Regions from separate parts of the Homo sapiens genome. Here region 1 is linked to region 2. Evidence: chromatin loops called from intact Hi-C (ENCODE). Cell type or tissue: GM12878. All regions are shown on one strand. Each heading gives the region's core, and the rest is flanking DNA. Links, peaks and the distances in the headings are about the cores only.

Region 1 (15,371 bases), core at 3,650-11,649, 220 kb before region 2:
ATGGTTGTACAATACTCTATTGAAAGCTACTGGACTGTAGACTTAAAAATGATTAAAAGGGTAAATTGTATGTTATATGTATTTTGCCACCAACATATAAAATAACTGAAAAGGAAATCATTTACAGCAGTGACATCTCTAGACGACTACTTTGACCTTGTTCTGGTACAGAGACTCATGGCACCCCACTTTCCACTGACTAAAACCCACACCCCATATTTTGACACTCAAGGACCTGCAAGAGCTGCTTTCCTCACCATCTCCCTCTCCACCCTCCCTCCCTGACCCCAGCTCCCCAACTCCAGCTTCTCCCTGGAATGCCTCCCCTCTGCTTGTCAATGGCCTCTGGATACTTCCAGTGCCACTTCCTCTGAGAAGCCTTCCCGGATCATCTGGCCTGCAGGAAAGTCTAAGTTTGCCCTGAACTCCTATGAGACTTGGTGCTAGCCATGTTGTCTGTTTCTCGGTGTTTGAAGTAATTGTCTGCCAGTGACCTCTCCCTCAAGAAACCTGCAGCAGAGACTGAGTCCTCCGCACTTTTAATCCTTCCAAAATACTTGCTCTTGTTATTGAGTGGTGGAGAAGAGGCCACTCAGTAACATGTTAAATAAGTAAATACATGGCTCTGTGGTCTTCGCCACTCCAGAAACTCCACCTGCATTTTTGAGGAAAGATGACGAACTTGGTAGGGGAATCAAGAGAACACCATCTATCCTTAGTGACTGTAAAGCTGGAGTGTCACTAATGGGTCACAAAGTGACTGCATTCACAGAACACATGCCCATCACGAAAGCTGTGGGTGATTTTGAACTGGGATAACTTAATTTAAGGTGGACATAAATGGCATTTAAAAACCCAACCAGTTAAAGTTCATGATAAATCATATTGCACAATGAATGTGATTTTTCTTTCAAAGCCAGCTTCTGTTATATTTTATTTCTGCTGAGTCATAAATTCCATGAGAGCAAGAGACCACCAATTTACCCCGGGGATGCCAAGTGCCCAGCAGAACGGTTCGCCCAGAACAGTCTTTTGAAAGCCCACTCGTGACAAATGAAAACTGTCCCCAACAGAAAATATAGCAGTGCCAAATCAAGACGATAGTAACATCAGCCAAATATTTATCCTGAGGGTTAAAGGAAACAGTGTCTAAGACTGCATTTGTCTAAACGAAGCTCCGGATGGATCAGTCGTTGATCTTATTAGCGGTAATAATTCTAGTGATGATTAAGATCTCTTCCCCACTCTTCCACCATATTTAACCACTGTTTTCCCCCAACCAACCTAACAACATTAGAGAAATGAACCCATGCCAAGTGTATAGCCCCGAGAAGCAGTGGGTCCCCAATGCTGAGCACTCTGCCATACCAAGCACTCACTCAATGGCGAGATTTAAAAAGCCTCCTTTCAGTTTTATTATGACTATTAGTAACTGTTAATTAGAGTGTTGTAGGAGCAGCAATCACTTCCCCCCATTCTCACGGTGCTAATTACTCTTGGCTTTGCAACCAGCAGAGAAAAAAGGCCCACGATTGTGCCAGGGGATTCTTTATTTACCTTCTTGTACTATCATTCCTATCTATTTTGAGCTGCGTACCATTTAAAAACAGTTGCAGAGAAGCCCTTTTGTTAAAGAAAGCATGTGATTTTCCTTTTTTTTTTTTTTTTCCTTTTTTTCTTTTAATGATAAACGCCCCATTCACATTGCCAGGCTGCAGATCGGTCTTGGCGCTGTATACTCCCAGGTCCAGGGCACTGGGATGGTGCTGGGTGCTGGCCTGCAGGGCACTGTCCAGATCAGGATCTGTCTGGATTTTTGGCCAGACCTTTTGGTTAGGTCATAAGGCGATTCAATGGTCCTAGCAAGACTTCCTTTCATCTATATCATCTCCTGCCACTTGAACTTCAAGGTCTATCTGTAGTAAGTTACCACTGCCCATGGGTAGCTCCAGGCTCAGGCGGTTCTGGGTCAGCTGCAGGATCACTGCTGCAAGGAGCCAGGGCAGTGATGACCTTGGGGACAGGTAGTGACTTGGAGGGGTCACAGGTGCCTCCGGGTGCTGGTGATATTCCTCTTTTGCTTGATGTCAGTGCTGCTTGCTTGAGTTTGGTCCCTGTGAAAATCCTTCTAGTTATTTACTTATGAACTATGGACTTTGCTGGATGCATGTTACACTTTTTTAAAGAATTGTTTTTATTTTTAAAGAGACTGGGTTACCCAGGCTGGAATACAGTGTCATAATCACAGCTCACTGCAGCCTCGAACTCCTGGGCTCAAGTGATCTTCCTGCCTCAGCCTCCCGAGTAGCTGGGACTACAGGCACATGCCACCATACCTGGCTAATTTTTTATTTTTATTTTGTGTAGAGTACCAGGATCTTGCTATGTTGCCCAGGCTGGTTTTGAACTCCTAGCCTCAAGTGACTGTCCTACCTCAGCCTCCCAAATTGCTGGGATTACAGGCGTGAGCCATCACACCTGGCCTGTTACACTTAAATAATTAAAAAACAAAAAAACAAAAACAAAACAAAAAAAACTACCACCATCAGGGATTAGCCATGTGATTCTGGACAGGCCACCTAACCTCACTGGACCTTGATTCCCTTCTCTGTAAAATGGGGCCAATAGTTCCTACCTTACAGAGTTGCAGTCAAGACTAAATAAGATAATACTGAGTAAGATACTCAGCCAGTGCATGGAAAACACATAAAGCATCTCTGTAGCCATTATTAATGCTGCTAGTGTTATTAATAATGTGTGCAAATGGCCAGGTTAATGATGCCCACACATAAGGAACCATTCAGGGCACTGGTGATGGCCATGATAAAGCCAGCCTTGACCGTCTCCCCTCAACAAGCAATGTTCTGTCATTGGAGTGGCTCCTAGTTTCTCTTGATAGCCTGTACAGTAGCCAAGAGTGGTTTTTGTCCGTCCAGCTTGCATTTTCCTCTTTTCCAGGTACCAGAGTCTTGGTTTTGCTTCAGGAAACCTCATTCTTGGTGTCTGCAGTTGAGGTAAGATTGATCCCCTCTGTTCCATGGATGGGCCCCTGTCTCCACTGGGATAATCAGCATTTTCCAATCTCTTGGCCATAAGCGACCTGAGATCAACTCCAGGACTCTTGTTGGAGCTGTCAGGAAAGCGGCTCCCTCCCACCACTGCCAACGCTAAATAAAGTGGTTCAAGACAGCAGGGAGTAGTGGAGGGTGAGGAGGACCCCACCAGACAATCTGCTGGGAACCAAAGCAACTTGGGGGACAACAGATCTGAGACCCGAGGAGAGGGAGAGATTCTGGCCACTGCTGGGTCTCCCAAATGCCAGCGATGACCTATATGACTCATCATGTCTGGGAACCAATGAAGGGTTCATTTTGTTTCTTTTTGCTTAAGCCAATTTAGAAAGCACTGGGGCTTCTATCAAAGAAGTCCTCAGTCTCACTGTTGCAGTGACCAATTAATGAATAATTAATATCTGCATTGTATGTACTTTTTTTTTTTTTTGAGACAGAGTCTCGCTCAGTCCCCCAGGCTAGAGTGCAGTGGCGCGATCTCAGCTCACTGTAACCTCCGCCTCCCAGGTTCAAGTGATTCTCCTGCCTCAGCCTCCAGAGTAGCTGGGATTACAGGCACGTGTCACCACGCCCGGCTAATATTTGTATTTTTAGTTGAGACAGTTTCACCATGTTGGCCAGGCTGGTCTCGAACTCCTGACCTCAAGTGATCCTCCCACCTCAGCCTCCCAAAGTGCTGGGATTACAGGCATGAGCCACCACACCTGAACCTACTATGGACCTCTCTGATCCTGACCCCCATGGAACTCTCCCTACTCCTGGCCTCTTCATGCCTGCGACGCACCACTCTGGCCCACACACAGTGCAGCTCAGCTCTTCCTCCCATATTTCAAATCCACCAAAGCAAAGATCTCAAAGGCGGCACATCTTATGGGTCTATTCACTGGTGAGTGCAGGAGCATCTGTTTGACCAGACTCACTACCAGGTGCCAAGTGCAGTTACAGAGAGGAGGAAGTCTCCGTCTCTGAGCCGTGGGTGCTTGTACAATCCAGGCAGGCAAGACACACACTGAACCCTGGTGACTCCAGGGTCACTTCTACATCCCTGGCTCCTGCCACCATGGCTGTCCACAGGACAGGCTCAGCAAATGGGTTTTGAACTGTGCTCAACAGCTAAGACAGAAAGTGACAAAGCAATTCAAAAGCAAGAGTGTTTGCATCTTGCCAGATGGGGTGATTCAAAGAAACATCATTGGAGCTGACACTTCTTGGGAGTTTTGGTAGGCAGGGATATCACAACAAGCGAGAAAAAGCACAGGGAGAGAAACCTCCAGGCTTATTGTCCCAAGACTGCAGCACAGAGAGGCGAGATTGGTTATTGCTGGCGGATGAACTGACTCATTGGTTTTTTTTTCATTCGCTCATTCCTTCATTCATTCAAGCACGTACGCAAGAATGCACTTAGTTAATCCAACAAGTATTTATTCAGTGCCTGAGTCATCTCTGGCATATGGTAGTTGCTCAATGAATGAATAAGCTTCTATTTTGTGCCTGCTGTGCTCTTAAGTGGGAGGGACACATTCATGAATAACACAGACCTAGGCAGAGTCCTTGCCATCACAAAGCCTGCAATCTAGCAGCTTCTTCACAAATATTTATTCAGTGCCTACTATGAGCCAGGCCCTCTTCTAGATGCTGGGAACAGGCAGTGAACAGGACGGACAAGGTCACTGCTTTCCTGGAGCTGACATTATAGCAGTTGGAGAGGACCCCACTCACAGTTCCTCCTTTCGTTTGTTCTGTTCATCCAAAGTTGGAGGGAAGTGCTGTCCACACTGGGACAATTCCAAAGGGGGAGGAATCTTTGCTTGGGGATGGTTCTATTTTTCTGTATAGCCATTTCATAGTATCAAGAAGGTGAATGTGGCTTCCCACAAGGAAAATCCTAAACAAAACAAAAAACAACCCAAAAAAAAACAACCACAAGAGAGAAGCAACATTGAATTGGTTAACAGAAAGGGAATATTTGGATTCTGGCTCAAACATCAAGGTTGAGATGCATTTCAGGGCCCCTCATCAGTTTCTCATAAAACATGCCACCAGAATGGAATTTTATCAGAGTTTGCTATTGTTTAATATGCCTTGAAAGAGTTTTTGTCTTCAAGGGGCCATTCTGGAAAGCTGACACTTGAGTGGGGAGTGAGAACCTCTTGGCTATGAAGCTCAGCAGGTCTTGAAACCCCGGGGGGAAGTGCCCCTTCTCCCTCCCTCTCCTTTTCAGTTCAGCAAGTAGCTCAGCCTCATGTAAGAGAAAAATAAAAAGATACTAGTTCAATCAAAGTAAAACTGTCACACGCTATCCTGACCTTTTCAATATGTAAATAGTTGTGCTCTCAAATTTCAGGACCTGATGGGAGATTCTGACAGACATTCCCTTCCAGGAGGCCCAAGAGAAGAGGCTGGAACTGTTAGAACTCTAAAAGCCAACAAACCCAAGAAAAAAACTGTAGGTCTCTGGGTCTCCACATGCCCATGGGATTTGCCTGAGCTGAGGCAACCATAGCCACCTGTGCCACCAGCTGCCCCCTCCTCTAGCATCCTCATGCCCGACATTGAGCAACTGTGTGCTTCAGGCATGGTGCTGGGTGCTGGGGAGGCAAAGATGGTCAAGATAGAGTTCCTCTTCTGGATTATGTCACAGGGGAGAAAGACAAGTCCATTTATTCATGCACGCATTTAAAAGTGAAGCACCAATCATATTCAGGCCTCGGATGCAGAGCAAATAAACGACCCGCTCCAGCAACTTGGGACAAGTGCTTGGTCAGCACACAGGACCTCCATGGTAGCACAAGGGAGAGAGTGAGGGCATGATCCTGCCCCAGCTGCCTGGAGGCTGCACCCCCAGAGAAGCATGTTCAAAGCACAGAGCTCCTTCCCACTCCCCTCCAGGTCTGTGAACAGAGGGCAGGACCTGCCACCCCCACAGGCACCATGGAGGGAAAGTGTCTGTCATTCCCCAGGAAACGATAAAACTGAATTTCCAAATGCCCTGTTATTCCTACAGTTAGTAATTGGAATCCCCAAAGCCCAGCAAAGGTGGAATCTTTCCTGTTTGGGGGCTGGCAAGAAGGAGGGCTAAAGGAATTCCAGGCAAAGGAAGGAGAATGAACAAAGAGCAAGAAATCAAGAGACCCTCTTGATCCCAGGAATGGCCCAAGGTGCAGCTCAGAATCACAGCAGTAGAAACCTGAGATGGGAGTGCGGGCGGCCAGAGCGGGAGAGGTCTGTGGGGCTCAAACCACGCCAAGGAGACAGGAGCTATAGAGGGATTTAAAGAAGGAGAACCATACAATGTAATTCATTTTTTTGGGGGGGCGGAGGCAGAGGATAGGATGGAATTGGGGTGGGCGAGACTTTTAGCAAGGCAGCAGTTGGCAGCTGTCATAATCCAGAGAAGAGAAGTGGGCACATATAATAGTGAAGAGGAGACAAGGACCAAAGGTGCTAAAGGAAAAAGCATCATAGTTTGTGCATGGGACTGGATGTCAGGATGACATTTGACTGGAAGTCAAATTCCACTCCCTCCACCAAGTTTTCTCTGCATCGGTTTAGAGGCGTCCTGCCCAGAAACACAGCCTGTGCATCTGGGATTGCAGCTCCCCGCACAGCACGGTGTCTCTGGAGCTCTTACGTGTCATACCACGGTTGGTTCCCTGAGCTCCAGGGATGTCTAAGCCACAGCTGCCTGTGGAGGGACCAATTTGCCTCCTAGGGGCTGCAGGGTATTTGCCACAGCCCCAGCACACACTCGGCTTGGGTCTGATCCACAAAAACCCCGCTTTGCAAGGCAGATGGTCCCTTGTTGACTGCAGATGTATCCAGGTGCCTCCTAGAAAGGAAAGGACTCCTTCTTTCCCCCGTTCTCAACTGCTCAGCAAATGCCCCAATAAACCAGAGCCAAAAGGATTCAGGGTGACATTTCCCACTGAAGAATTGCTCTGAATCACGAAAATAATTCTCCTTTCTGCTTGTAGAAATCCCAGAGCAGATACAAACCCTCCTGAAGGGTGCAGATGAATTCCTCGCAGGCTCTCTGTTTGCACGTGGGCAGACAGATCAACATTTTTTTATTCTAAGTGAGGAAATTCGAAGCTTTCCACTTTTTTTGAATCCGTCATTCCTTTGGCTGGGCTGACTTGACCCGTTACCACAGTTAGTTCTCCAGTTTGAACTTCAAACAATACAAAAAAAAAAGGGGAAGTTGGTGGTGTGAAGACTTCTCGTCATGTGAAACGTCTTGAAAGCGTCCTCAAGTGAGAAAATGACATCCCTCCCTTCATCAGCCTAGCCTGAGAATGGTTCCTTAGAATTTCCCCACCCGGCCAAGGGGAGGAAACACTTGAGCTTATGAAGGAGTTTTGGGCATCAAAGGGCTTTTAGGAGGTGCGAAGTTATCACACGAACAGGAGGATTTTCCCCCACAGGAATGGAAATCCACCACAGGACACTGCCCGTCTCTTGCTTGTACTTCCGATGCCAGCACCTAATAAAGCTGGGGTATGGGGTAGCAGCCAGAGGCCATCCACTCCAATAGCTTCTCACTTCACACAGTCCCGGATTTAAAATTTGGCTTGACAATGGAAACCATTTGTGACTTAAATCTGCATATCTGGCACAGCATCGATTAAAAAGAACATGGCTTTTAACGCTAGATGGGCTTAGTGTTTTGTTTGTTTTGTTTTGAGACAAAGTCTCACTCTGTTGCCCATGCTGGAGTGCCGTGGTGCAATCATAGCTCACTGCAACCTCAACTCTTGGGCTCAAGTGATCCCCCTACCTCAGCCTCCTGAGGACTCCTGGGACCACAGGTGTATACCACCATGCCCAACTAATTTTTATTTTTATTTTTAATAGAGATGAGGTTTCACTAGGTTGCCCAGGTTGGTCTTGAATCCATGGCCCCAAGCAATCCTCCTGCCTTGGCCTCCCACCGTGCTGGGATTACAGACATGAGCCATTGCACTTGACCAGACGGGTCTAGTTTTCAACTCAGACTCTGCCCTCTACTTGCTGTGTGGCCTTCAGCAAGTTGCTTAACCTCTCTGAGGTTCAGTTTCCTGTCCTGTAAAATGTGAATCGTCATCCTCACTTCACGGGGATTTTTTTAACGAAAAAAATCCAGTACATAAACCTCTTTGATGGAAGAATGAGCCTTCATACGTGAAGGACCTTGTACACAGTTCCCGGGGCCTCAGTAACGCTCTAAACATTACCTGCCTGGACTTACCTCTCTTCTCCTGAAGCTCATTAGAAGTGCATAAAGTCTGAGCTCAATCAACTCCGGTGGTCAGAAAGCCAGGAGAAGCCTCTTTGCCTCCCTGAATGAACAGCCACAGGTTTATGATTTATTTGCTGATTAATTGGATGCTTGGAGACAATTCCATTTCAATTACCTTATTGGCATGACGAGATATACAAGGGCTGCCAATGTCAATACATTAAGACTGAGTGTGCTGGAGCAGCAGCCAGGGTTCAGGGCACTGCTGTGTCATCTGCGCCACGGTGCACAAAGGCAGCTTCAAAAGCATTTCAGCATGATCGCTTCCCTCTCTCCGCTCCTGGGGAGAGAAGGATCCTGCACACCACAGGCAAATCATGCTGAAATTGAGGTGGTGCCTTTGGGACTCCCATCCCATCACAGTCTTGGGATTCTCTAGCTGAGATCTACTAGAGCCTGTGGAAGCAAGAATGGTCATTTATCACATGGAGCTGGGTGCATGGTGTGGGGCCCAAGGGAGAAAGGGTAGCCCCTGCCACTCGAGTACCAGAAACCAGAAATTGTGCTGGACTGAAGGGCAGTAGGTAGAATTCTAAACCCCCAAGATTTCCTCTCCTGGTGTACCCACTTTGAGTGCATGCAGAACCTGTGAATGTGATGGGATTTCGCTTCTATTCTTACATTACCACTGTTGACTTTGAGCTCTTTATTTAAAAAAAGCATCCAGGTGGGCCTGACCTAATCAGGTGAGTCCTTAAAAGAGCCGGGGCCCTGCCTAGGAGATTGGCAGCCCAAGAGCTGATGGAGAGGCCCATGTGTCAAGGAACTGCAGGCAGCCTCCAGGAACTTAGAGCAGCACCTGGCAAACAGCCATCAAGAGAACAGTGGCCTCAGTCTTACAGCTGCAAAGAACAGATTTCCATCAATAACCACATGAGCTCGAAAGAGGACCTGGAGTTACAGAAGAAATGCAGCTCAGCCAGCACCTGATTTCTGCCCCGTGAGTCCCTGAGCAGAGAGCCCAGTTCAGCCATGGCCAGACTTCTGAACTCCAGAAGCTGCGAGGTAATACGTGTCTGTCCTCATAAGCTGCCCAGTGTGCAGTAACTGGTTACACAGCAGTTGATAACAGATGCACAAAGTGACTGCATCACTGTTCTCCCAACCCCTCTCCCCTTAGAGCCTTGTGGTTTCTGTGCCTGCTTCTCCCTGTATATCTGCTTTTCTGCTCTTTTCCTGGAAGCTGGATCTCTTTACTTCTCTGTGCATACCGTGGAGGATCCCTGAATGGATCCACCCATTCGAAAACCATCTGCTGAGTGGCAAATTCTACACTCAGGCTTGTTCTCAGGTCTTCTCTGACCACAGGTCCCATCTGATCACTCCTGCACCATCCGCCTCCTTGCATGTTGGAGCACCCTGAGGCTTCAGGGTCTCCGTGCGTGCCTTCCCCAGAGATCCACACTGCTCTCGTTGATCTCCTTCACATCTCTGCTCAAATGTTACCTCCTCAGTGAGGCTGGCCCTGATCTCCCAACTTAAAGTTGTCACATTTGCTCCCAGCAGCCTCCCTCCCTGCAATATTCCCTCTTGCCACCTTCCTGCCTACTCTTCAAGGTGTGCAATGCACTTACGTCCTTATTGATCTCGATCGCCGATCTCTTTCATAAGAAAGTCGGCTCTCTCAGGTCAAGGATTTTGGTCTGTTTTGTTCTCTATATCCTCAGCCCTTAGAACAGCACCTGGCATACAGCTGGTGCTCAAGAGAGACTTGTTGAATGAATGAATGAATGAATGAAGTGGGAGCTATGGCAATGTCTCTTCAGATTCTGTAGCCAGAATCTATTCTGGATAATGCACTTCAGATGATTTGAGTGAATATACTATTCCTTCACCCTTGCACATCCTGGGCTGAACAATGATTTCTTCTTTATTTTTATAGAACTGTCTTAGCCAGTGTTTCTTAAAGTGTGGTCAGGGGACCAACTGCAGCAAAACCATCTGGGGACCCTGTTAAAAATGTACACCCTTGGCCGAGAGTGGTGGCTCACGCCTGTAATCCCAGCACTTTGGGAGGCTGAGGCAGGTGGATCACCTGAGGTGAGGAGTTCGAGATCAGCCTGACCAACACGATGAAACCTTGTCTCTACTAAAAAAAAAAAAAAAAAAAAAAAAATTAGCTGGGTGTGGTGGCACATGCCTGTAATCCTAGCTACTTGGGAGGCTGAGGCAGGAGAATAGCTTGAACCTGGGAGGCAGAGGTTGCAGTGAGCCGAGATCACGCCATTGAATTCTAGCCTGGGCAACAAGAGCAAAACTCCGTCTCAAAAAAAAAAAATATACACACACACACACACACACACACACACACACACACACACACACACCCTTGAGTCCCACATGAGCCCCAACAGGCCAGGGGCCCAGGAACCTATATTTTTAAAAAGTACCCCCTTCCCATTTTTAGCCACATGGAAGTTTGAGAATACAGATGTACAGGAAACACACTCCTTTTCTTCTCTCTGGAGGCTGTGGGGAACTTCTGTTTTTCACCTGGCCTCATCCACCGGAGGTAATAAAACTAACAATGGCTGACTGCAGGTGGACCGACGGCCTGTCTTATCTCTAGGGTGCATTTCCACCAGATGTCCCATAACACTTATTTGTTGGAGGTAACTCATCTTCCTGCGGGGGCTCCACATTCCCCCCAAAGCTTTTATTCTTCTATGGCCACAGGTGGAGATTGTCACCAACCTCAAGCTCAAGCCTGAAACTTACAAATCACAAAGGCTCTGGGGATTAAGTGGCTATTTAGCAGCAAGTTCCTTTTACAACTTACCAAACCCAGGGCCAGGGACGGCGCTTCTTGGACTATCGTGGACATTTCTCCTTTGCCGTGCAAGAGTGGCTATTACCCGGCATGCCGCTTTGGAAATCTGGAACAGGTCGGGAGAGTAATGGAAACTGGCCGGTAAGTAGCTTGTGTGTCTCCTGCTGCTTCTCACGGCAGCCTCGCTGATGTTTGGGTATATGGATCTCAGCGTGGGGGGCTGCCATGTGAAAACGGCCGTTAGGTGTGTGGGGTTTAGCACATTCTCTCTGAGCCTGGCTACCAGCGAGGCTTTGACACTCAGGCTTTGTGTATGGGGGTGGTTTCGGGGTCCAGCCTAAACACCCAAGGTGGCTGGAAACCAGGGCAGGGCTGCCTGGAAGAAGAAGGAGATCCTATACCTCTTTTGTGTTCCCTTCAAGAATAAACGTGTCTTTGAAAACAACAGCACGGGCCGGGCGCGGTGGCTCACGCCTGTAATCCCAGCACTTTGGGAGGCCGAGGCGGGCGGATCACGAGGTCAGGAGATCGAGACCATCCTGGCTAACACGGTGAAACCCCGTCTCTACTAAAAATACAAAAAAATTAGCCGGGCATGGTGGCGGGTGCCTGTAGTCCCAGCTGCTCCTGAGGCTGAGGCAGGAGAATGGAGTGAACCCGGGAGGCGGAGCTCGCAGTGAGCCGAGATAGCGCCACTACAGTCCGGCCTGGGCGAAAGAGCGAGACTCCGTCTCAAAACAAAACAAAAAAAACCAGCATGACCATTTAGCATCCTGTGCTCCCCAAAACCAAGACGCACATCCTCGTACAAGGCACACCTACTGCCTCCTGAATGTTTCTTGCCCCAGGAATTTTACAACCTACACAGAGATTGGAAAGCCCAACGGGACTATGGGGAGGCATGGTAAAAGGAGGCGGAACTAAAAGTGCTCCTCAAACCTCAGACAGTGAGATGCTTGGGACACGCAGTCTGGTCTGTTCCATGAAGGAGACTGGTGTGCCCTGGAAGCCTCACATTACACACAAGAAAAGTTATCACGGTGGGCTTGCATGAACCAGGCAAGGCCTGTGTACTTTACATGTCATGTACATGCCATGTCACATATAACACGATGAGATCAGCCTTTGCTAGTCAAAGTGTGGACTCTGGACCAGCAGCATCCGCATCACAGGGGACCATGTTAGAGAAACACAGACTCAACCGGGTGTGGTGGCTTAGGCCTGTAATCCCAGCACTTTGGGAGGCCAAGGCGGGTGTATCACCTGAGGTCGGGAGTTCAAGACCAGCCTGACCAACATGGAGAAACCCCGTCTCTACTAAAAATAATAATTAAAAAAAAATTAGTCGAGCGTGGTGGTGCATGCCTGCAATCCCAGCTACTTAGGAAGCTGAGGCAGGAGAATCACTTGAACCCGGGAAGCGGAGGTTGCAGTCAACCGATGGTGCCATTGCACTCCTGGGCAACAAGAGCAAAACTCTGTCTCAAAAAAAAAAAAAAAAAAGAAAAGAAAAAAGAAAAACACAGACTCTCTGGCCCCACCCCAGACCTGCTGAGTCCTAATCTGCAGTCTATCCAGATCCCGGAGTGCTTCAGGCGCACTGTACAGTTTGAGAAACACTGAGTTAGGTGCTACTTTATCCTCATTCCACGGGTGAGGAGAAAGTAGCTGGGGCAGGCTCGAGGGCTTAGTAAGCACTGGAACTCAGATACTTCCAAGACCAAAGTTCCTTGGACTGTGATTCCCACTGCTCACCCGGCAGGAGGGAACCCCTGAGTTGAACCTGTTAGGCGTAGATATCCAGATGAAGGGCATCCTGGGCAGAGGGAAGGGCCGAAGCCAGGGCAGGAGCTGTGCGCAGCCCTATGGTGTGCCGGGAACCGACAGCAGTCTGGACTGGCTGGGGCGTGGGCTGCAGATTGGGCAAGGAGGGAGATCCCATCTGGAGAGGCTGATCGGGGGGCCAAACCCCAGAGAATAAAAGTGGAGTTTCCTCTTCAAAAATGTAGCTCCCAAACAGCTCGCAGGTGGTTCAGATGCGAGAAACCTGTGCCTTAGCAAGGTTAAGGCACTAAGGTTAAGGTTACTAAGCAGAGCTTTGATGACTCAGACACATCCAGGAAGCTGCTATGACCCCCGAGTCCCCACGCTGAACATCAAAGGGGCCCTGGGAGAACCGGGGGCCTCCAACACTTGAACTGCTCCTTGTATGGAAACTTCCAGAACTCCCCCACTCCCCGAAAGAGAGGTCATCCGGACACCTCCCAGGAAGCATCTCTGCCCGACTCTGAAGGCTCCAGGAGGTCCCACCCTACGGCACGAGGCTGCACTGCCACGGTCATTAATTCAACTATTGCTGAAGTGTTGCAGCGGCGGTGGCTGCTGGAAAATTTGCAAATCAATATTGCACGGCGGGTGGGGCAACGGGAAAGAACTTCTCTGTTCCCATTTCATCAACTTCAAACTCTGGGTTGTGTATTTGAAATAAATGCCATTTCCTCTTCACCAGCTAAGTTTCTCTGGGACTTGTCCTGACTTGCTTTCATGGTAACTCCAAGCACAGGCTGCCGGGAACATGCGAGAATTCTGCAATCACTCAGACTGCTTAATTACCAAGCCTGGGGCAGTGGGCGGAAAGTCCCTCTGTCAGAAAGTCTGGGGCTGAAATCAGAGCTGATCCGCTTTGCAGCCACAGATCCCCGAGAAACACTCAGCGCACTTGTCTTCTAAGAAAGTGGTTGCTCATGTCTGAACCACCCAGGGAGCTGTTTGGAGCTACATTTTTGAATTTCTTCCCAAATCTCATGCAGCAAACTCTTCTGCTTGCTCCGTGAACATAGGGGAAGGAGGGAAGATGTGCTTCCATTTCCCTGTTCATTCAGAAAATACCTATCGGTTAAAGGAGTTTGAAACGAACACTGAGTCACTGAGTGTGCCACAGGGCAGGTGTCCTGATATTTTCTCAGTTTATGGCACTCTTAGAGTCTCAGTAATTTTTCTCATGGCACCGTAGGGCCAAAAGAAATCCCTAACCACTTCGTTTACTAAATAGGTAGGGCCAAACAACTTACTAAGTATTTATGTTCTAACATTGTAATAGCCAGTTGAAAAAATAATACATATATGTTGAAAGAAAAAAAATAAGTTTCATTTTGTTCTTTTCCTTTTGTTTTGAGACAGAGTCTTGCTCTGTCACCCAGGCTGGAGTGTAGTGGTGCAATCTTGGCTCGCTGCAACCTCTGCCTGCTGGGCTCAAGGCATCCTCTGACCTCAGCCTCCCTAGAAGCTGGAACTACAGGCATGTGTCACCATACCCAGCTAATTTATATATTTTTTATAGAGAGGGGGTTTCACCATATTGGCCCGGCTGGTCTTGAACTCCTGAGCTCAAGCAATACACCTGCCTCGGCCTCCCAAAGTGCTGGGATTACAGGCATGAGCCATTGCACCCGGCCTTCATTTTGTTCTTAAATAATCACAAGTACTTACAAATGGAACTTGTGTGCCTACTGGGGACTGCACCAATCCTCCAACCTTGAACTAGGACTGGACTCCAACACCTTTATTTCCCATTCTGCACTGGTCTTGGTGGTACTTGCTTTTTAATCATAGCAACGGCCAATACCCAGTTTCACAAACAAATGCTGTCATCAAAGGGAATGTAGCGGAATGGAATGTTGAAACTGTGACTACCTTGAGCCAGTAGTTCACCCAGGGTCCGACAGGTGTCGCTGTGTTTTCCTTGAAACTTCAGACTATCCCACAGCACTGCACTATCCCACAGCTGACTTCCCACAGCTGACCTCACTGCAGCACCCCAGGGCGGCTTAGCCGCACCATTTGGGAACTGTGGCCAGCAAGTCTGTCGCTTCTTGAGCACAGACCCTGTGCTTTGTGTAACTGACGTATGTGATCTCACGGAACGCTCCCAACCCCCCTCATTTGGTTAGTACTACTGTTGTCATCCTCCTTCTACAGACCAGGACATGAATACTCAGCAACATTAAGGCACTTGTTTAAGGTGCCGAACAGACCTGAGACTCACTCAGGCACTGTGCAGCAGAGGGCATCTTCTCCATCCTCCCAGCACAGTCCAAGGACCTAGGTTCCAGCCCAGGCTCTGCTACCCACTAGCTGTGTGTCCTCTTTCGAGCTTCTCAGCTTCTCTGGTCTCTGAGCCACATCTACCATATGTGGCCTGCAAAGATTATGGTAGCTTCAGGCAGCTGTTTTGCATAGTGACAAGAGATAA
Region 2 (15,371 bases), core at 4,510-12,509:
CAACCTCCCAAATAGCTGGGACTACAGGCATGTGCCACGACGCCAACCTGGTTTTGCCAGGCTGGTCTTGAACTCCTGGGCTCAAGCAATCCTCCCACCTCGGCCTCCCAAAGTGCTGGGGTTACAGGCGTGAGCCACTGTACTGGTCGGGGGCTGTCTTTAAAAATATGAAAGGTCATCACGTGGATAGGTAGGAGGAGTGTTCTTTGTAGTTCCAAGAACTAGAACTAGAGGTCAGCGTGTGGCAGATTCTCAGTAAATGTGAAAATAATTTTCCTTTTTTTCTTTCTTTTTTTTTTTTTTTTTTTTTTTTGAGATGGAGTCTTGCTCTGTCACCCAGGCTGGGGTACAGTGGCATGATCTCGGCTCACTGCAACCTCCACCTCTCAGATTCAAGCGATTCTCCTGCCTCAGCCTCTTGAGTAGCTGGGACTACCCGTGTGCACCACCACACCCAGCTAATTTTTGTATTTTTAGTAGAGATGAAGTTTCACCATGTTGGCCAGGCTGACATGAGTTGCTATACTGTGAGGAAGCCTGTGCTAACCACATGGAGAGGCTGCATAGAGTGGAGAGGAAGATAGATAGGTAGGTAGGTACATAGATAGATAGATAGATAGATAGATAGATAGATAGATAGATAGATAGATAGGATTCTAGACCAGACACTACTATTCCTTCTATCCCCGCCCAGGCACCAGACAAGTGAATGAAGTGCTATAGTTTGGATATGTGTCCTCTCCAAATCTCATGCTGAAATTAATTCCCACTGTTGGAGGTGGGGCCTGATAGAAGGTATTTGGGTCATGGGGGCAGATTCTTCATGAATAGTTTGGTGTCATCCTCGTGGTAATGAGGGAGTTCTCACTCTATTAGTTCCCACTAGAGCTGGCTGTTAAAAAGAGCCTGGAACCTCCCTGCCTTCTTCCTTACTTCCTCTCTTGCCATCTCTGCACATGCTGGCTTCTCTTCCCCTCTACCATAAGTGGAAGCAGCTGGAGCCCCTCACCAGGAGCAGATGCCGGCATTGTGTTTCTTGTTTCTTGCTCAGTCTGCAGAACCATGAGCCAGATAAACCTGTATCGTTTTTTTTTTTTTTTTGGAGACAGAGTCTCACTCTGTTGCCCAGGCTGGAGTGCAATGGCATGGTCTCAGCTCACTGCAACCCCCACTTCCTGGGTTCAAGTGATTCTCCTGCCTCAGACTCCCAAGTAGTCGGGATTACAGGTGCCCGCCACCACGCCTGGCTAATTTTTGCATTTTTAGTAGAGACGGGGTTTCACCATGTTGGCCAGGCTGGTCTCGAACTCTTGACCTTGTGATCTGGCTACCTCAGCCTCCCAAAGTGCTGGGATTACAGGCGTAAGCCACAGCGCCCGGCTAAACCTCTATTCTTTACAAATTACTCAGCCTCAGGTATTCTTGTACAGCAACACAAATAGACTAAGACCGGAAGTCTTTAGATGACTCCAGGCCCAGCAGCAGTCTGACTACGACTTCATGAATGACCCCAAGTGAGGACCACCCAGATGAGCTTAAACAAGTCCAACTATGAGACATGATAATACATCGTTTTAATCCATTGAATTCGGGGATGTTTCTTATGCAATAATAGGTACTGGTCCACAAGCATTTTAGTTTATAATTTAATTAACTACCTATAAGAGGAGGATTGAATTTAGGCATAGGCAAATCAGATGCTATTGTCAGAAAGATGTTAGCAAGAACTCCGCACTATAACATCTCCTCTGGTGGCCTGTCCTGTTGCCCAAATTACACCAGGAGAGAATCGCTTCTGGGTGACAGGTGATCTCTTTCAAGATGGATACAAAAGGGGGACATTGAGCAGCGGGGGAGAACACCTCATGTTTAATGAAGTATCTGTACCTTACTATGAAGTGGTTTCTTGATGTATGAAAATGGTCCCAGGGGAATGAGGTTTTTGATATCCAGAGAGACGGTGCAAGGGATGTGTTTAAAAATATGGACCACTATGAAACTGGAAAATGGCTGAAGTCAAGAGCAGGGAGATAAGAATGAAGGAGGAACAAAAATATTCACTTACATCTTTGTCTATTTCAATTTGTCAATTTCAGCTATAGATGACCCGGAGGGTTCTTTGTTCTCAGCAAACTTTGTAGCTTACGTGGCTACTAAAATATTACTGATGATGCAGATGGATGGGGAAATGTTTTATTTCAAACCTCCGGGGCACTTGGCACATGGCTGTAACCCAGGTCTACGCATGTCACCTTGATCCTCTGATGCATGACTGGCTCTGAAACATGAATGGGCAACAAAGAGGCCCAAATATGGCTGCCCCAGACTCTGCTGCAAAGGGAGTCCTCTTTCACCCTTGTTCCCTTGGAGCAAATGGGAAATGATTGGCACATCTGCTCTTATGTAGAGGCAAAAATGTGTAAAATTAAAGAGTCAATCGTACCTACTTAGGAGAATTCCCTTTCTCTCTTGCTAAATGACAATGAGGAGGGCTTCAAAGCCAGGGAAGGGAAAAATGTGGGGGCATCCCAGGTTGAGACCCAGGTTTAGGAAATGGTATCATAAATGTTGATTTAGTAGAGTTGAAGTAGTACACTTAGTCATAATGACGACAATGCTGGTAGCGGAGATCCATTGAGGATTCCCTAGGTACCAGGCATCATCCCCCTAATTTATGAGCAAGTGGGGTTCTTTTGCTGTGAATAACACAGCTCTGAGATCCCAAGACCTTGGTTTAAATCCCAGGTATTCAGCTTCTTAGCTGAGATAGGAAAGTGACTCAAACTCTCTAAACCTGTTTCCCCATAGGATTGCACTGAGTATTAAAGAAATTCATGATTATCGAGAGCACTAACAGTAGCTAGCATAAATATTCATGCTATATATGCCATATTTTGATTCTTTATGGATTGAATTGACTTTTGTGGATTGATCTGGTAAGCCAAACAACATTTACAATCATTTTTTTTCCTATGGGAAATGCATTCTAAATTAAATATTGCAAACTGTGGCCCTTGGCCAAATCCAGCCTGTCACCTGTTTATGTATGGCTGGCAAGCTAAGAATAGTGTTTGCATTTTTAAATTGTTGAAAAAATCAAAAGGATCATAATATTGTTTGACATGCAAATGTTATATGAAATTCAAATTTCAGTGTGCATAAATAAAGTTTTATCGGAACACAAGCATGCTCATTTGTTTATGTGTTGTCTAAGTCTGCTTTTACTCTGCAACGGCCAGCTGAGTAGTTGCAACAGACACCTCATGGTTCAAAAGCCTCACACAGTAACTGGCCCTTTACAGAAAAAAGTTGGTAATTTATGTTCTACATGATAAAAAAGAAATTAATGCACAAACTACCTATTAGAGCACAGTTTGCATAATTGGCAAGCTAATTCTGTATGGCTGGCAAGCTAAGAATAGCTTGCTTACATTTGCACATTTGTACAATATGTACATTTACACTCTATTCTGTTACATACACATACATGCATGCATGCACATATTCAAACACACGTCCATACATATACATGGGACAACCCTGATACATATGTCCATGTGTCATCTGCTCTGAACCTGAGTGTCCTTCCTGGGTGAGCTGCTATCCAAAATCCATGCTGTCTTGCTGGCATCCTGCCCCACATGGGGTTTGGAGTAGATCACTGGTGTTAAATACATCTAGCCAAGGTGCAAATGTCTGGCTCTCTCCAGACCTTGCTGGGTCTCCAAAGAAATATATGAATATTTTGGCTTTTTCTTTATGGTAGATGATTTCTGTTTTCCTTATGGGCTTCCTTTGCTGGTGTTTTAAAGAACCTGTTCTCATCACGAAATCAGGCACAGGAACTATTTATCATACATATGAGAATCAACATGAATAAAACACCCCTTAGGTACTGTTCACATTTCTTTCAGCTTCTCACTCTTGAGCTGCTATTAAACTTTAATATACATGAAGTTTGCTGGGTTTTATGGAGTCGAACGGTGAAAGCACAGTCGTGGCAGACTGACATGCCTGGGGGGTTAAATTCATCCAGGTTGGCCATTAGATAATGAGCAAGTACCTTAATCACCATAAAATAGTGTTTAAAATATTGTTTATTTTTAAAAAATCAATTAGCGTCAAAGACCCTCAGAGTCAAAGAGAGCCTGGTGATAAATTGGTCTAATCTTTTGTTTTTAGAAATGAGACGGGGGAGTGGGCTTTCTCAAGGGCACAGGCTCCTTTGTGGAAAAGCTGGGTCTAGAATGTGGGTCATTGGCTCCAGACCCCTGACCCTGCCTCCATGCTTCCAGGATGTCACACAAACGCACACAAGTGACACACCTTCGTTGGGTGCGGTGGCTCATGCCTATAATCTCAGCACTTCGGGAGGCTGAGGCGAGTGGACCACTTGAGGTCAGGAGTTTGAGACCAGCCTGGCCAGCATGGTGAAACCCCGTCTCTACTAAAAATACAAAAATTACCCAGGCGTGGTGGTGCATGCCTGTAATCCCAGCTACTCGGGAGGCTGAAGCAGGAGAATCGCTTGAATCTGGGAGGCAGAGGTTGCAGTGAGCCGAGCTCACACCACTGTACTCCAGCCCAGGTGACAGAACAAGACTCTGTCTCATAAAAACAAAACAAAACAAAACAAAACAAAACAAAACAAAACAAAACGAGTGACACGCCTTTAAGCCACGTGGATATACGCTTTCAAAACAACACCTCGCTCTCCCTTAGCTATTCAATTTGACTGACATATGTGGCATTTTTATTCCATCTCATGTGTCTCTGCCATGTCTGTAAGCCCCCTTGAGCCCCTTCCTCAACATCATGGTCTCTGAGCCTTCCTGTGGCCACCAGCACATTCTGTGCAGCCCCAGGACCACATGGGAGGCTCATGGCCATTAGCTTCATGTACCATCGGATCAACCAGACCATGCTTCTTCCTGCTGTCACCTGCGTGGGAACACTGAAGAGGAAGTAAGGGATTCAGAAGGCAGCTGGAATGTACAAAGAAATATTGGCTTGGGAATGGAACTAGGAGAGAAAGTGAAGGAAGTGCTGGGATTCACTAGAGGGCTGCTGGTGATGGAGCAGCAAAAAAGCTGGGGAAGTGTCCCTCGTGGTAATTATTCATGACTTTGTGACATTTGCAGGGATGGGACACATTTGTATCTATTTGGGCATTGCTTTTCTTTATTTCCGCCCTTTCCATGTCTCTGGTAGGCCACAAGCTCCGAGCTGGGAGGCTCCAGGCAGGGTGGAGAGTTGGAGCTGCCCACTGGACAGCTCCCTTTCTGGCCTTGGTTTGCCAAAGCTTACAATCACAGAGGTGGATGGGTTTGGTGGAGAGGGAGCAACTCTGGGAGGGACATGAAGAGCGAGAGAATCTTTGAAGAAAAGTTTATTGCCCTGGACTGGGAGCCAAAAAGTATTCTGACAGCTAGGGGAGGCAGCACCCTGCTCTCTGGCCAGGCTCAGGGGGTTGGTGAGGATGCCAGTGGGGAAGGGTGAGGTGCCTCCCAGCCTCACCAAGATCCTGAAGCCTCCATGCCTGGTGTGGAAGCCGCAGCCTCAACCTGGAGGGACCAGTAGACTAGGACGATGAGTGTCTCCATGGCAACCAGTGTGGCCTAGTGACTCATAGCTCGTACATGCTGGGGAGTTGGGGGAATTACAGGCGGACAGGGAGCCCTCCCAGCACCTTGGTGCTAGAGAAAGACCCTCTGGGTGGGAACAGGGGCACCCAGAGAATCAATGAGGTGGAATTTCCTGCCTACCTGTTGGCATGGAGTAGTCACGATTGAAATTAAGCTGCTTGGAAGAAAATACAAAGATCTGATACTTGTCCCACGCCTGAGTTTATGACCTGTGATTCATTCATTCCTTCTACATCTGAAACACACACAAAAGATCTATATTTTCTCCGATGAGTTATACAACACATGTTAAGTATCCCGGTAATTGCAGATGCATTATCTATTGTGTTGCTGTAGGTACTGTCTGTATTCTACTGCTGGTGCCAGAGGATGGGCAGTCCACGTCAACACCCATTTGCATTTGTTCTTTTCTCGGGCTTTTTATTAAAGTCAGGCTTTAAAACAACACCCAGAATCATTGCATAATCCAAGAGACCAAATTGTACACATCACAGATGATGACGTGATTTGCAGGAAACCTTTTGGAAGAGCTGGCTCCTTGATAACTGTAATTGTTAGGCTCAGGATCAAATTAGGAGAGCAGAGGCAGCTGCACCAAGAAGCTGTATCTGTTCAAATCTCCCAAGCAAGCCTAGCTGTCACCATAAAGAGCAAACTTTTGCAGGCAACAAGACAAATCACATGTAGGTCTCAGAGGGTTTCTTCCTCTGAAGATGGGAGGCAGAACATATTTCTCTTTAAGTTAGGTCAGTTACAGGCATCTCACTGGGGAGAACGAAGACATTATACAGCCGTGCCTATGCCAGGAGAGAGAAGCAGAAAATTATATCTTACTTAATCAAGTTGATCTGGGAGCAGAAAAGCTCATTGGCAAAAGGCAGGGGACTTCTATGCAAGCAGGAGTGTGAGTGGCTTTCCTTTTTCTAATGTGTCTATGAAATTTGGTGGAGAGGGCCTGTGTAAAAGATTAGGAATAACAGAGCTCAATGTACATTCCCTAACACACATTTGGATGTATATTAGTAATCTCAAAAGTTCACATTCTTTCAAATTTAGCCACAGTACTCACTGAAATGTGCTGATGTCTCCGAAAATGAATTTTTTCCTATGGTGCACTTTTATCCACTTAAAAAATGTGATTTTTTGGTGTACATTTGCCAAAAATAATCAGTTCTGACCCAAACCATGATGTGGTAACTTGACCCCTAACTCAAGGTCGACTCAAGCTTAATCCTCAGTAACCACACTTCCTCCCTTTCCCCAGTTTTCAAAGAAAAGAGACGATTCTAAAACAGGATGAGGGCAACCCAAGGGCCCAGGCTGGTCTTTTACGGACTGTAGGCGGTTCTCAGTTCGCAGGTCTCAGTTCAAAGCCAGTTGCTTTGCTGGTTTCTTCCTTGAGTTGTTTCATGGCATCGGCCATGGTTCATGATTTCATGCAAAAGGTTCAATTAAAGATAGGCCAGAGCTTCAAAAAGCAAGGGCTTTTTCAATTTCTCAGCATTACAGGGTTCACATTTCACAGAAAGGCCTGGCCTGATTTAATCCTGAGTTCATAAAGCCGAAATTTACCTTTTTCTGTTTTTATCAGAAATTTTCACTTTGGCTCTGGAAGGTGGACACACATGAGCCATTTGGACAGCAGACCCAATTCTGAAGGGTTGGAGGGGCATAAATGCAGTGAGGGCGACATTTCTGTTTAAATATCACATTGGGCACACTGAGTGAAAAGAGATTTGGCTCAAGTGGTTATGGTGCCTCTTTAAATGTCAGAGTCCCTGCTGACTGGCGTTTTGGGGGCATCATCAGACCCCTGCCCCCAAGCCTGATCTTTATTTGCATTTCTCCTTACGTTGGCTGCACCCCTCCCTCAGCATCTGCCTGTAACACCCTGTGGCACATAGGACATCCATTACTCATAAGCTCATCTGGATTTTGTCTATTGGCTCTTCCAAGAGTGGGGAGTACTCGGATGGTTACTTTCTCTTCCTTTTCCCTCTGGATCATGCCACTGCATGCCTCTCCCTGCTCTGGCCTCTCATGGGCCTTCTTCCCAATAGAACAATGCCTTAGGGGAACCTGCCCTGCCCAGGGAATGGAGCTGGATGGATGAACAGTTTGCTGCAGGTGCTGGGATTATTCTGCTCCTTTGGTTCAGCTCTTTCATTTTTTAGTTGAGTCCGGTGAATCAGATGTTAAAACAAAACCATCTTTGGTTTAGTGCAAAAGAATTAAGGTTTGGGGGGAGTTTGGGAGGATGATCACAGGCTATTAATGGTTCAGTTCAGTTTCAGTCTCTGCCCAAACAGATACCAGGGAAATTCCCAGAGGTGGCTGCTTCCAGAGGCGAACCTTAGCAAAGCTGTGCTGAGCTCTTGCCTGGGCTCCTCAGAGCCTCTGCCCCCATCACCTAGTTATGCTCTTGCTTGGGCAGGAAGTCAGAGGAGCTCTCTTGGTTGTCCCATGAGCCACTGCTTTTTATGGAGATGGGCATTGGATTAGTGTGTGTGTTTTCATCTGCTATCTCCCCTCTTCCTGCTTTCTAGGTGCCTGGCATGCACAATTGTCCCCCAGGCTCCTGCAGCTTCAGTGCCTGTTTCTCTCTCATTCACATGGTGACCCCAACCCCTGTTCCTGCTTGCTACGTCTATCATGGCACCCCATGCCCACCCTTCTCGGGAGGTCTGTCTCCTCCATTGGGCTGTGGCCACCGGAGGAGAGAAATCCTGTGGCCATGTGTGGTCATTTCAGTTTCTTTGTTTCCAGCTTGGCCACACCCAATGGATCATAGGGTTGTATAAATGAAATGTCTGTGATTATGAACAAGTGCCAGGACTGGACACCACTGGGCCTTGTGTCATCCATGAGCCATACTGGCCTCATTTCCTGAAGATCTCTCTCTCCATCTTGACTTTTGTCTACAGGCTGTATATGTGACTGCTATGTGCTCCTTGGCCCCAATTATAAGGCGTCTTCTTGCCACCACCTATGGCACGATCTGTGCAATGGCAGGAAACACATGTGTGACAGATGCCTGGGCTCGTGGGAAGCATCCACAGCTCCCACACCATCATGGGGCCCTCTGGGTGCCTGAGGACACTCTATGTTCTGACTTCATGCTTGGCACAGGGAACCCTGTGAGGCCAACCCAGGCCTATCCACTTCTAGCTCAGACATTTCTCCTGCTGCTGGGTCATGCCAGACACATGGGACTCTGGGGATCCTCCTGCATCTCTCAGGTCATCCATGGGCTGGAATCCCCCAAAGTCTCTTGGGGTAATGCAGGGTCCAGGGTGCTCTGGCATCCACATTTTCTCTGTTTTCCCTCTTACTCTCTTTTCTTCCCTCCAGATGGGAGGATATTCACCACTTATGCTTTCATATCTCTCTCGTGCCCTGGCCTAGGCTTTAGAAACTCAAAAGTGGACTTTCTTTCTCCCAGGTCAGCTCTCTCCAAAGGCAATCTGTGCCACTGGGGGTAAGAAAAACTGGGAGAGGGGAAGAGCCTCAACTGAGGGAGGATACCCACGAGGGTAGTATCTGCCGCTCAGCACCCTCACTGTCCCTGACATGTATGCTGCTCTTGGCTGCTTTTCTCAGACAAGTCCTTTCTTTGTTTCTTTGCCTCTTCTCTTCTGCAACTTCTTCCTGTTTCTGGATTCTGCCCAAAGAACTGGCCTCGGAGGCCATCTAAAGCAAAGCAGAGGGTTGCTTTCTTTGCAAACTACAAAACTGCAGCTCAGTCCTGTGCCTTGGGCCCTCCTCTCCTTGCCTGTAGGGTCCATTTCAAGCTGTGTAGTCAGGGGCTATTTCTTTGATTCCAGAAACTTTTTGTTTTTATTATTTAAATTTTTTTTTAAAAATTTCCAATTATTTTAGAATCATAGGCAGTCCATGCTGAATGGGACTCAGGGACAGATTATTTCTAAACTCCGCTTCCCTTACTCCCTTCCTACCCCTCACCTATGGCTAAGGAAATGGTGGCCCAAAGAAGGCAAAATACTTGCCTCATTATTCAGGGTCCCTAGAGCAACAGGATCTCCGAAGTTGGGTCCCCATGCAGATGAAACTTGCCTTCCATCCCTGCTTCTAGCATTTTCAGATCTAGCACATTCCAATAAAAGCATCAGATTTGGCTCTCAAAATATTAACTACTAGCAATTATTGAGCACCTACGTGCTTGGCACTGTGCACAGCTCTCAAAATATAGTATCTATGTTGATTCTCCTAATAGCCTTGTATTTTCACCATCTTGCTGATGAGAAAATGGAGGCTTGATGGAGGACACACAGTGTGGTAGTGCTGGAGCCTGGACGGGAAGCCGGGCTGTTTGATGTCAGGGCAGGAGCTCCTACGAGCACTGTCACACAGCTCAACAGCAATGGGAAGGCTGTATTCATCAGCCCAAATATTGTAGATGAAGCGACGAGAGCAGATCATCTCTTCCTTGGCAAATTCATCACCTGGGACTCTAATCAGCTGACATTCCTAATGCTTTCTTACTTTTTCTTTAAAAATGATTTCAAACAGGCTGGGTGCAGTGGCTCATGTCTATAATCCCAACACTTTGGGAGGCTGAGGCGGGCGGATAACCTAAGGTCAGGAGTTGGAGACCAGCCTGGCCAACATGGCGAAATCCTGTCTCTACTAAAAGTACAAAAATTAGCTGGGCGTGGTGGTGCGCATTTGTAGTCCCAGCTACTCAGGGGGCTGAGGCAGGAGAATCGCTTGAACCTGGGAGATGGAGGTTGCAGTGGAGATTGTGCCACTGCACTCCAGCCTGGGTGGCACAGCGAGACTCTGCCCAAAAAAAAAAAAAAAAAAAAAGCCTTCAAAAAGACTCCAGTTACCAAGCATGGCTCTCTGATAATGACAGAGACTAACTACCCCATTTAACGTGAAAGGCCAGAGCAAATAAGTGGCTTGTTCAAGGTCCTGTAGCCAGTCAGTGGCAGACCTTGGGCTTGAACCCAGAACTCCAATCCCAAAAATGAGTGTAAAACACCCATCACTCATTCTGAAACAGACAGTAGGTGCTTGGCAATGTTAGCTTCATTTCCTGTACTCTATTTCCTTCTCATTGTTCCCAGGGGCTGAGCACACACTTACAGCTAAAATGGCTTATATTCTTCTGCTTTGTTTTATGGCAATGAGAAAATGTGGAGCCATCCATCCACTTCACTGCTGTTGAAAAATAATAACTGGATGATGTTCCTCTTGGCAGCTGTGTGGACCTGGTATTTAAGCAGCATCCTGTTCCAAAGAACTGCCCTTTAAAAAGAGATTAGGATTGCACATCCACTGTGTATGAGCTGGAAGATAAACAAATGTTCTTTTCTACCCAAATATTTCCAGCTTTTGCTCTAAGGTGTTTCTCATGATTGTAGCCCGACTTGTTGTCTGTGCAGGACTGGAAGAGCTTAAGCTCATGCTGTGAGTCACAAATGGCGCTAAGGCATGTGTTCCAGGCTTCTTATTGTCAGTTTGATTTCTGCATTAACCTTTTGGTTGGAAATGACTCAAACTGAGTAAGTTAGAACAAGGGATTTTTACTGGCTCACAAATTGGAAAGTCCAGGGGCAGATTTAGCTTCGGGTGTGGCTGGATCAAGGGGCTCTGATGTCATTCCCTGCTCTCTCTCATGATTTTTCTGCCCTCCTTTTCTCTGTGTTGGCTTTACTTTCTAATAGGCTCTCCCTCTTGGTGGTAAGATGATCACCAGCATCAGCAGCAACTTGCTTACATTCTACGAGCTTCACGATTCCCACAGAAAAAGAGAACTCTGTTTCCTAACACTTTGCATAAACTCATAGACTTGAGTCTCATAGCCTGGCATGGGTCACACGGTCATCTCTGAGCCAATCACTGTGGCCAAGGTAATGGAAAACACTGGTTGGCCAGGTGTAGGTATTATGCCTCTCTCTGTCTCTTTGCATCCAAGGGGTTGGGTCAGTTCACCTAAACCACTGTGACCTGCCAGTGAGAAGAGATGGTTCCCTAAAGTAAGAGCAATGTTTTATATCAGAAAACTAGTAAATGGGTACCTGGCAGGCAAAACAACCACCACTACAATGAGATTCTTTACTTCTAGGAGAACACAGATGATTTAAAACACACATTTTGTTGACTGCCTTTTCTTACCGAGAAAGTCTATGTGCAGAAATTGAAGGTGATAGAAAAGAAGAAGAAGGCTGGTTCTTGTTAGAGAAATGGAGCTGTGGATGGGAAAAGGACAGGAACCAATAGGTAAGGACTGATTTATTTTTCCCCCTTTGGAAATAGGAAGGGAGATGGCATGGTGCCTGCCCTCAAGGAGCTGACAGTTGGGAACAGAGTCAGAGCTTCAAACATACAAGACAAATACCTTGATACAATAAAATGACTCCAACATCAGTCACTCATTCATTGACCCTTGACTCAGTAAATATTTGTTAAGAGTCTGTTGTTTCTCGCAGAAGAGAACTCTGCTTCCTAACACTTTGCATAAACTCATAGACTTGAGTCTCATTAGCCTGACGTGGGTCATGTGCTCATCTCTGAGCCAATCACTGTGGTCAAGGGCATGGAAATGCTGGTTGACCAGGCCTAGGTCTTGTTCCTCTCTCTACATCCAAGGGCTTGGGTCAGTTCACCTAAACCACTCTGATCTGCCGGTGAGAAGAGATGCTGCTGATGCTGTTGATCATCTTACCACCACGAGGGAGAGCCTGTTAGAGAGTAAAGCCAACACAGAGAAAAGGAGGGCAGAGAGATCATGAGAGAGAGCAGGGAATGACATCAGAGCTGGTTATTTTGCTCTGTAACCTGCTCTAACCTTCAGCACCATCAAAGAAGCAGACAGAAAGACTAAATCCTGCTGTTTTTCAGTTAATTTACGTTCGACTTGCTGCTCAAGCGAAACACCTGAGAATTCAGACCAGAACACAGTTTCTAGAACCTGGTTGGCCAGGCAGTTGGAGTACCATCTTACTAATTTACTATTTTTCTGTTAAAAGAAAAATCTCCTGTTTAGGCCCTAGTGATACAGGAGTAAAGAAGGAGTAAAGAAGGCACACAGGATTTTGTGGTCTCATGGAGCTTACGTGAGACCATGCTGGGTCTAGGATTTCTTTTTAGTTGGGAGAAATGCAAAATAAGCAAGGGACCCAATGCATGAACAGAAGCATTTCCAGGAGAAGTAAGAACCATTTGAGCCATGAAGAAAACCAAGCAGACTGATAGGTTATAAAACGGCTGGTGGTGGAAGGGAGAGCCCTTTGGTCAAGCAGTCACAAAGACTTGGTGAGGTGGTAGTGGCTAAGACTTGAGAAAAAACAGCAATGAAGGTCTCATGGGGACAAGGGCTCCAGGGAAAGCCCCTAAGGCAGCCCCTAAACAGGGTGTGGCTGAGGACCAGAAAGGAGGTTAGTGGCCTGGAGCTCAGTGAGTGAGGCCGGGATGGTAGAACAGGAGAAGGATGGAGGGGAGGCAGAAGCCAGCTCCTGCATTGAAGATTCTGCTGCTTCCGGGTTTCCCAAGTGCTTTGTTTATGGGCCTGTGTGGTTCCCACATACGGTGGGACTGACAGCCGCTTCCATGTCATGAACATGCCCTGCTCCCATCCCTCCTGCTGCATTCACACTGCCTCGCAAGTATCAGGCATTCAGTGATTGTTTCCTACAGCGATTGGATTGGAATCCCAGTTATGCCATTTTCTAGCTGAGGAACATTGGACAAGTTGCTTAAATTCACGGTCCTCTCACTTGAAAATAGGATAATCTGGGTGTGTCGGGGGCTTTAAGGATTAAGCAAGATCATGTAGGAGAGAGTTGATAGCACAAGGTCATTAAATGTTCATTTTCCTGATTTCATTGGTAAGAGAGAGAATTATGACCTAGTGTCAGGTGGATTTAGGGAAAAATCTGTCTTCTAATTTTTGTCCATTCTAGAAGAACTGGGTACATGGGGACAAAGGTTTGGAAATGGAGCACAGTGTGAAATAAAAAGGATAAAAAGAGTAAGATGATCATAGAGGAATGGGATACTCTATGTGAATGATGACATCAGCAAAAGTCCCAGCCACTGTTTCTTTAGCTCACACTGTGAGCCACGGACTTTGCTAGGTCTTTAGCATATGTCATCTGACTTCATCCATCAACACAAAACAGTGTCCTGTATGGAACAACAATTGTATCAGGTGCATTGGTTTATTAGTTCCATTTTATGAATGAGGTTCAGGAAGGGGGCTCAGGAAGTTGAAGTCATTTGTCAAGACCGTATAACTAGTGGGTGGTTGACCCTGTATTTTTAACCATTATGCTACCTGACTCCCTTGGTGGAATTACTAATACAGGCACAGATTCTTGCTATACTTTTGCAATTTGAGATATATATATATATATATATATATATATATATATATATATATATAAAATATAAAAAAATATATAAAATATATAGAAAATATATATTTCATATATTATATATAAAATATATCTAAAATATATATTTCATATATTATATATTTTACATATATAAATATTTATATAAAATATTTATATAAAATATATATAATATATATATTTTGCAATTATATATATTATATATATATTTATATATTATATATATAAATATATATAATATATATATATTATATATATAAATATATATATAATATATATAAATATATATATAAATTTTTTGAGACAGAGTCTTGCTCTGTCACCCAGGCTGGAGTGCAGTGGCGCGATCTCAGCTTACTGCAAGCTCCGCCTCCCGGGTTCACGCCATTCTCCTGCCTCAGCCTCCCGAGTAGCTGGGACCATAGGCGCCTGCCACCACACCTGGCTAATTTTTTTGTATTTTTTTTTAGTAGAGACGGGGTTTCACTGTGTTAGCCAGGGTGGTCTCGATCTCCTGACATCGTGATCCACCTGCCTCGGCCTCCCAAAGTGCTGGGATTACAGACGTGAGCCACCACGCCCGGCCTAAAAAATATTTTTTTTCGGCTCAGCTGGTGCTTATGCCTCAAAAACTCAAATGTCCCTGACTTCAAATGGTTAAATATGTAGTATCTTTAAATGAGAAAATTAATGATATTGAATCTCAGAAATTTTTTTTTTAGAAATTAAAGACACCTCTAAGAATGATCTTCTAATTGTAGCAACCTGCTACATTAATGCGGAAAAACTCATTTACAATTCAGCTGTTAAATGACAAACCATTACCACCATTTTTATTGCTGTATATTCCCCTAACAAATTTATTATGTAATTACCCTCCATAACAGCAGCATTTTAGGATGTAAAGTTGAAATAAGGTCCCAATTTTAAAATGCTTACTATGATATGTTTTCAACATCTAGTCTGTATAAAATATCCGGCATTTAGGGCATGTTTTCTCTTTTGTTAATCAGAGCTCAAGAGACAGGTTTGCAATTCTTCTATTTCATGAATCTGATTCTCTTTGGCCCTCTGCTGTACCTTAGAAAGACGGAAAAAACTAGACCTAGAGATTCCCCGTTCTTTAGCTTGGCAATTCATTAGTCAGAAACACTCGTACACATAACACAAGCTTGTTGGGTTTTGTGATTGAGGATTATGAAAATGGCTGCTATTCCCAGCCACCCAGTGAGCCTGGGCCCAGGTTTAAACAGAAGTCTATCAACAAAAGAATGGGGATTTATCGGTAACTTGAGCAATTTCTCTCTGATGCTGCTTCTGACTGTGGGAGTCGGAGAAACCTCCC

The links. A loop is a pair of places that touch in the nucleus more often than their neighbours do. Peaks named below come from ENCODE experiments on the same cell type or tissue, not always from the same donor. Only the 100,000 strongest peaks of a DNase experiment are listed, where the experiment ranks them.
Region 1: it touches region 2 in a loop (4-fold over the local background); 1 of 110 quality-filtered maps calls a loop at or near these places.

What each region holds. Positions count from the first base shown.
Region 1 is chr1:14,731,560-14,746,930 of GRCh38, reverse strand. The region is part of intron 1 of KAZN (kazrin, periplakin interacting protein); the gene reads right to left. Among named protein-coding and RNA genes, the nearest start is that of KAZN, 140 kb to the right of the region's middle. RefSeq lists enhancers at 3,707-4,290, 4,291-4,875, 10,855-11,576, 11,577-12,298, 13,021-13,744 and 2 more. In GM12878, for the core only: no CTCF peak of the experiment used is centred there; DNase peaks (open chromatin) are centred at 4,470 and 7,310.
Region 2 is chr1:14,513,280-14,528,650 of GRCh38, reverse strand. It overlaps a transcript of KAZN not described here. Among named protein-coding and RNA genes, the nearest start is that of KAZN, 78 kb to the left of the region's middle. RefSeq lists enhancers at 5,537-5,626, 8,111-8,170, 8,471-8,580, 11,108-11,377, 10,525-11,724. In GM12878, for the core only: no CTCF peak of the experiment used is centred there; DNase peaks (open chromatin) are centred at 5,650, 7,950 and 11,320; H3K4me3 peaks cover 841 bases; H3K27ac peaks cover 6,034 bases.